2 separate regions of the Homo sapiens genome follow, and region 1 is linked to region 2. The links are chromatin contacts, found by Hi-C or POLR2A ChIA-PET in ENCODE. All regions are on one chromosome and are shown on one strand. Each heading gives the region's core, a stretch centred on a gene start or an enhancer-like site at or near the end of the contact. The rest is flanking DNA. Distances are from core to core; before and after follow the strand shown.

The links. Hi-C counts contacts between places; a loop is a spot of excess contacts on that map. ChIA-PET counts read pairs that join two places held with the same protein, here RNA polymerase II (POLR2A). Pooled maps may share reads with other maps.
Region 1: a pooled map shows a loop between it and region 2 (3-fold over the local background). The contact joins two enhancer-like sites. A Hi-C loop is called at or near these places in 1 of 37 single-sample maps with no recorded cell type and 5 of 50 pooled maps. POLR2A ChIA-PET finds 5 or more read pairs at or near these places in 1 of 52 experiments (OCI-LY7).

Annotation. Positions count from the first base shown.
Region 1 is chr5:124,632,692-124,636,679 of GRCh38, reverse strand. No RefSeq gene overlaps it. Among named protein-coding and RNA genes, the nearest start is that of ZNF608, 110 kb to the left of the region's middle. Within about 2 kb of position 2,144, at least 3 of the 41 ENCODE cell types and tissues checked have a DNase peak (open chromatin) inside an H3K27ac peak, as active enhancers do.
Region 2 is chr5:124,125,719-124,129,557 of GRCh38, reverse strand. The region is part of intron 4 of LINC01170 (long intergenic non-protein coding RNA 1170); the gene reads left to right. Among named protein-coding and RNA genes, the nearest start is that of LINC01170, 310 kb to the left of the region's middle. Within about 2 kb of position 1,502, at least 4 of the 41 ENCODE cell types and tissues checked have a DNase peak (open chromatin) inside an H3K27ac peak, as active enhancers do.

The sequences.
Region 1 (3,988 bases), core at 895-3,394, 510 kb before region 2:
AGATACAGGTTTCTATGGTATGGAATGATACTTCAAAGATGCAAATGTTATGACATGTGGATAACAGGAAAAATATGTAAAAAGTCATTTAGTCAGTTAGCTGTCATTACATTGATTTACTAGAATATTTTATGCCAAATTTTAACTGCCTCTTCTCTCCCTTCTTTGCTTGGAACAAACACTTACTGAGTGCCTGCTTTATCCCAAGCACTGCACTGGGTTCTGGCATATTGCAGTAAACAAAGCAGACACAAATTCCTGTCTTCATGGAGCTTTCATTTTTTGGTGGGTGGGATAAACATATCATAAAATATCTGAATAATATATAGAGCATGTTAGATGGTTGATAAATGCAATGAAGAGAAATGAAGCATGGGAGTGGGGCATAGTGAATATGTGCTGGAGTTTGTAACTGTAAACAGAGTGGCCACTAAAGAGATGGGGGGGATCCATGCAGACATCTGGGGGAACACCACTGCAGTGACATGGAAGAGCAAGTACCGAAGCCCCAAGGTGGGAGTGTGCTTTGTATGTTTGGACTGGTTGATTTCAGTGCTCCATTCCAGCTGTAAGTTTTTATTATTTTACTATAATTGCTAATGACAGTGCTACCACGTGGTTTACTAAAAAGTTCTTTAAGCTGACGGAATTTGTCTTGGTATAATTTGGTTAGTTCTACCTAGAGGCCTTTGCATCAGAAATGAATAGAATTTTGCAATCAAAAAGAAATGTTTCCCTTGATTTTGAAAGACCACCTTAGAGTATTGCCTTTGCTGCTTGGCTTACACATCTAGTCTATGTTCTTAATAGATTTCAGTAAGAAGATATTTTTCTGTTAGTTTTCAGTTTTTCTTTTGAATTTCATCCAAGCTGTTATTTATAAAAATATCGTTTGTGGTGTTTAATCCTATACATAAGAGTATTTCACATATTTTTCATCATTTTTAAGCTATCAACGCTTTTTCGTTTTTATACGACATCTTGATTATCCTTGAAGACTTGAGGTAATTTGTCTTATACCAGTTAAGCAAGTATGTTTTCTCTGTTCAGACTATAGTTGGCAGGGTATCTGTTGGTTGCCTACATGCTGATCCAGTTCTTAACCAACCCCTTAACTGTCAAAGCACAGAAGCAGAACTAAGGTCAACTTACATCTTCACTAGCTGAATTTTCATGTTCTTGTTGGTAGCTGGGTGATACTGTGGATTCCTGATGATTTTCTTGCTCTTAATAATATATATGGAAGCCAATCTTACCTTTCAGCTGCAAAATGACTAGATGTATGTTTATTACATAGCAGGCTTTTTAAAATCACTTCTAATTAGGTGGTTAAGTAAACAGGTTATAAATAGCTGCATTGGACCATGTTTAACTCTGCTCCTGTAATAAACAGGAATGCTGATAAATACAAAGAGATATATGACCAAAAGCACATTGCAATTTGAATAGGCTCTTCCCCTAGGCTTTTACTGGAACATTATTCGTGACTGGTTTACATTAATCACTAAATGAAGTTTTGTTTCTTCCTCTTACTGTTACAGTGTTGTCTTTGCTGATGACAACATGAATTGCCAAAGGCCAGGGCTTATTTATATTACGTGTGCCATTTCTCTGGCTGAGTATATAGTCAGTACCGAGTGGTAAATTAAAGATTCCCAAAAGACAAGTGTACTTGGCTCCATTATATTACTATGATGAATCTGCCATTAATACATTCTAATTGTTTTACTTTTATAGACATAAAATCAGTCCCCTTAGTGACTAATAATAGGGTTTATTGATTTTACTAAACATTACTCATTCCAGGCCTGCTCATATCAGCTTGTCCTGAACATATGCAAAAAGCCTGCAGTGCTGACACAGTGCAAATTAACTTCATGGAGAAATGGGAGTGAAGAGTTGTTTACAGCTGTGGTCCCCTTGAATACAGAATATTAAAAACCAGGTAATAGGCTCCATACAGAACCATTTATTCCTAGATTACAATCTCAGATGACTTTTTCATGGAAACTTGCCATTGCTGTTCAGCCCAGGTCATTAACACTTGCAGAGTAAAACGTGTGGCCTTATACATTCACACTGGCTGTGACCCTGATTTAGTGTGGTTTCAGCCCAAGGGTCTGTGAGTAACCAGAATGAATAGCTCTGATTGATGCAGGATAAAAACAGCAGTTTAAATGATAATTACTGGTCATTTCATTCCTTCCCTGACTCTGAAAGAGACAAGACAGGCAAAGCCATTTATTATTGTTTTTGTCACTAACCACAGTCATCCATTCCCTGCTTTTTGCAGTAGCCTGAGTCATAAATGTTGTTTACTTTCAGTTAACTTTAGAAGAGAAAACAAAGCAAGGCCCCCAGTCTGACTTTTCATTTTTCTTAACAAAATCACTCTTTAAAGCAAGGGGTGAGTTCTCAACCTTGGCACTATTGACATATGGGACCAGATAATTCTTTGCTGTGGGGGAACTGTTCTGTGCATTGTAGTATATTTAGCAGTACTCCTGACCTCTACTCTGGAGATACCAGTAGCAACCTCCCCAACAAATTGTGACAACCAACAGGTCGTATGAAATTTAGAACTCATGCCTAGCCCCTGCCCCACAGGTAGAGTGCTGAGTTCTATCGTTCTTTGTTGCTTTTGGAGATAGGAAAGCCATCGATGTTTCCTTGTAACTCGATGTAAACAGAATGGGGATGCTCATTTGACCAATGTGGATAAAGTTGGACCAGACCTCTAGCTCTTTAAAAAGAATTGGATGACCCAGATTTTAACATAATAATTAGTAGTTCTTTTAGGTTGAAGATGAATTCAATTTTAAAACCACATCTGAGGGCTGGATTCATTTCACAGCACGTCAATTAGCAGTGCTAGCCCACTAAAAATACATATTATTTCTTCTGGAATGAAGGCTGTCAGTGGAAAACCTGGAAAAAAATGGATAAATCTTAATTGAGTTGCTGGGATTGAATTCAGATTTTCTTCACACAGGGAGAGGCATTTCTTTCATACACAGGAACAAACTTTGAGAGATTCTCACATACACTATACATTTCAGTGAAGTTTTTTTTTTTCACTTAGACATTTGAAAATAAAATGAAAGGAAACATCAAAATCTGCAATATGGAGAAAGTTAAAGTATCCAGGGCTATCATGAACACAAGGCATGATAACACCCATGGACAAGTCTAGGTTTAGGTCTGATCAGACTAGCCTGACCCTTGGCCAGCTGTTGTCATGTTCCTGTCTACCTGGAATGGCAAGTAGTACGATGGAACAAAGCTTCTTTCCTGTGTCCATAACGGACGTGGCTAATCATTGCCGCATTCTCTCCACCTGAATGTGTGTGAGACCTCATAACAAGTTTCTCAGTGCAGCTTTCCCAGTAGTCCCTAAAAAACAGACCAAAGTTGACACGCAACATGAAGGCTGTTTGCCACCTCTGCAAGAAACTAAACTCTTATGGGACTAAATCATGACCCCTATAACTTTCAAGGGTGTCACCCTCACAACCCCCCAATTTCAGGCAAGGAGACTTAACATGGCACTATTCCTCCTTTCAACTATTGGAAACTTTGGAAGTTATTTATTTACCTTCAGTGTTTTAAAGCACTGATTTCTTCAGTCAGAAAAGTTGGGGAACCAGAATCGTTACTTATTGACCCAACTTTCTACTGATTTATGGAGGTGTTATCTTTTTCTCTTTTACTTTCATGCTATCATCACATCTTTGGCTCTCCTGCCACCCTCTTATAATGATCTTTGATTAGATAGAATCCATCCAAATAATCCAGTATCATCTCCTTCTCTCAATGTCACCTGATTAACAATTTTAGTTCCATCTGCAATCTTAATTCCCCTTTGCCACGTAACAACCGTTTCACAGATTCTGGGGATTAGGACATGGACATCTTTGGGGGCTACCACTCTACCTGCCACACCACCCAACACAAATCCCTTTCTGCCTGGGCAGTATTAACACAATAA
Region 2 (3,839 bases), core at 253-2,752:
ACTTTTCAAGTTTCATAGTTCAGAAAGTATATCAGAAGGGAGGCTTAGGGGCCAGTCTTAGTGTTTCTGTGATCTAGCTGTGCGACCTGGGTTAAGTAGCTGTGCCTCACTTTTCTATTCTATAAAATGGGCATAGCAAGACCCATGCACTGTTCTGTGGAGAGAATAAATGTGAGAATGATCATAAATGCACTCCAAAAGTTTAACACTGCTGAAACACTGCTCACCTTTTTGTCATCCATACTCCACCTGATCCATTAAATATGTTGTAATGTAGTTCATTGTTATTATGATATCATCAACTATTTTACAGGATAGAGAATAGGGACAAAAGAAATTAAGTGATTTGCTCAGGGTTGCATGGCAAGTCGATGCAGGGAGGGTTTCTGGCCTTGGAGGCTGTGCCTGCTCTTGCCAGAGCATGGAGACCCTCCTGAAGCCGGCCTTGCACACTTAGTCAGCTGGCATGCTCCATGTGCATCTTCCTGGAGCATGTGGTCTCTTGGTGCTGCTCATGGAAGCAGTTGCCTTGCACAGATGTCTGAGAACTCTCGCTGTGGGTCTCACTCTGGATCCTTGTGCAGTAACCCTCCCCTAATCTTTCCCATAAATAATGATGAGCCAGACCCTGACTTTCTCTTTGACTGGCCCATCTCCCCAGTTACTCCCTCTTCCCTATAGTGCACAAACTATGAAAAATTACAGTTCATTCACACTTTAGGCCCTGGGTAGCTGAATCCAGTGCCTTCAACACTTAGCCCTCTTTGTTCCTCCACCGCAACCCAACCTGCCTGCACCCTCTTTGTGTGTATATGTGTGTTTGTGTGTTTCTATTTAACTAATAAACTTTATGCTTTAGAGCTGTTTTACGTTCATGGCAAAACTGAGTGGAAAGTACAGAGAGTTGCACATATCCCCTGTTCCACACACCACCTTCTTTTTTGAAGCTATGATAACAATGCAACTTTCCTAACGGGCGCTTTGTACATGGAAGGCTCCTTCCCAATTGAACTGCCATAGCACAATGCAGTAAAGACTCTGTAACAATAGCTGATGTACTGCACATTACAATTCTAATCATATATTTTATTGGAAGCTGTATACCTCTTAGAGCCAGCATTTCATTTGCCTCCTTTGCCTTATAGAAACACTGCTGCTGTGACAACGGGCAGCAGTAAAGCTAATGGTCTTTTCCAAATTCCTTCTTAGATTCAAAGGGAGAAAAAGTGTGAAGGAGAGGGAAAGAAAAAAATCACACAGTCATTTCCAGCTATTTGTGTTAAAATACAAAGAAAACAGGGCACATTCAAAAATGGTATGCCGGGAAGCCTCCATTAATATTTATTTTGGCATTAATATTGATAAGAAAGTACTTTGTAGCTGGGCTTTGTTGCCTACCCCAGTATCCTCAAGCTCCCTGTTATTCAAGCTGGTGGCCATTAGCTTGCGTCTTCCTCTGTACCCAGAGCCTCTGAGAGACTTGGCGGGCCTCCAGCTCACTTACGCTTAAATGGACACTCAAGCTCCGACGGACACACAGCTAAATAGAGGCCAATAATTCAATACAGTATGACTGTACTGGGGCTGCTAGTAAATCCATCAAGCAGTAAATATCATCTGAAGCCAATGCAAGCTTTTATCTTTCCAATTTTTTTGTATGTCTGAGCGAAGCCCAGGCATTCAGCGAATCATGTAATTTATTCTGCAGTGCCGAGCCTGGGCTGTCTCAGACATCATATTGACTTTTTTTTTCTCCCATCTGTCAGGGGCAGTCAGCAGCTCTGCTATTGTGAGAGCGCATCACATTACATCTATTTATTTATTTATTTCCGCTGCTTCTTTGTAGCATGATTGGGCAAGAACGCATTATCTCAGATCAGCGAATACTAAGAAAAGCATCTGAACATCATTACGACAGCATGTTAAACATTTGTCCTACCCAGTTTGTTAAATCAGCAAATGTATTTCCAGCAAATGCTTGTAATTGTTCATAAAGGGCTCCCTACTGCAGGGTTTTACTAAGCTGAAAATATGGCCTGTTATTTTCTTCAGCTCTTTAGGTCAGCGGTGATTCCAATATATTGTAAATAATGCTGAACAGCTGGTGTACTGACTTGGTGTGTGTGTGTGTGTGTGTGTGTGTGTGTGTGTGCGCCTCTGTCTGCATATGCATGTGTCTGCACACAACCACACACCTGGCTATAGCTCTGCATGTTGCACACATATTTTGTGCACATGTAAATGATTGTATAGGTCAATGCGGTATAAAGTACTGTATATGGCCAGGCAGGCCCAACACTTTGGGAGGCTGGGGTGGGAGGATTGCTTGAAGCCAGCAGTTCAAGACCAGTCTGGGCAAGAAAGTGAGACCCCTGTCTCTACAAAAAATAATGTAAAAAACGTAATTAGCCGAGTGTGGTGGTGTGTGCCTGTAGTTGTAGCTATTCAGGAGACTGAGGTGGGAGGATCCCTTGAGACCAAGAGTTTGAAGCTGCAGTAAACTATGATCGTATCACTGCATTTCAGCTTGGGTGACAGAGCGAGACCCCATCTAAAAAAAAAAAAAAAACAGTGCTGAATATTAACTTCACAAAGTTAATGATTAGGTTATGGTTTACAATGGTTAGAGAATGTCCTGCTTCCTAATCAATCAAAATTTAGCCTGAGAACAAAGCTCTTTTGGTTACAGTTGCTGTCTTCTTGAAAACTTAAAAAGTGTAGCTCCTAAATTTAAATGTTATTTATGATTCTCTTGCTCTTCTTCCTGTATAAACTTCAAATCGAAGAGACAAATAGGAGGAAGCCCCTCTTTTCACAGTGGGGTTTGAGACTGCTACTGCTGGACAGAGCCATCAGACATCTACTGATTGGATGATGACACCCCAAGTAAGATGCTTCCCCCTAGGATACCCCCCAAAGCAACTAACTCTTTCTCAAAAGCCAGGTGTGCTTCTGAGACTCATCCTGATTGACTTGATTCCATTTGAATTTGATTCATGTCCTACTCTAGATGCATGCATCAAAGAAAAGTGTTTTAGAAGTTTCTTGATTTTCTTTAATAGGCATCATAAATGTACTTCACAGAAACACCAATGCAGGATATGCAAATGGAGCCGGACTTAGAGTCAGCCATGTTGTTTGCCCAACTTCTCTTTACAAACAATGTTTAAAACCAAAAAATCCCACACCTTTTTATAAATGACTGTAAGTAAGGCCGTTGATATTTTGAGAAGCAGTGAAATCGACATTGTTTTAAGAACTTGGCTCTTCTGTATACGTATGATCAATTTTTAAAAATGGCATCCTATTCCTTTGGATAACTGCATTCATTGAAAAAATACTTGTGGTTTGTACTTGATAAAGAATATCTTTCTATGGACTGATTGTGAAAAATGACTTTGTATTTTATACTCCATTATTAGTGTCACCACCTTAGAAAATATCAAATTGGCTTTCCCATCTACATCTGACCAGGAGAATCTGGGTAAACATGAGTTTTATTCTAAGATTGGATAGAATTATGGCTCACATCCTTGGGTGCATAGTTGGGCACACTCTCCCTCTCCACACAGCAGAGAGCATCAATGCATATGTTTAATTTCCCTTTATTAACCTCCAGTTAGAAAGTCCTGCACAGTACATGCGGCTTTTAGTATTCCAAAGAGCAGACACACTGTCTTTCTAAAAAAGCATATTAAAAGGCAACTCACTGAGTCATTTTCTAACACCTGAGAGCAATTAATGTAAGCAGAGACAGGAAACATCATCAATTATTTAAAATAAAATGAATATGTAATGCTGACCTTCTCCAACTGCCATCAGTTTTATACTTACACCTG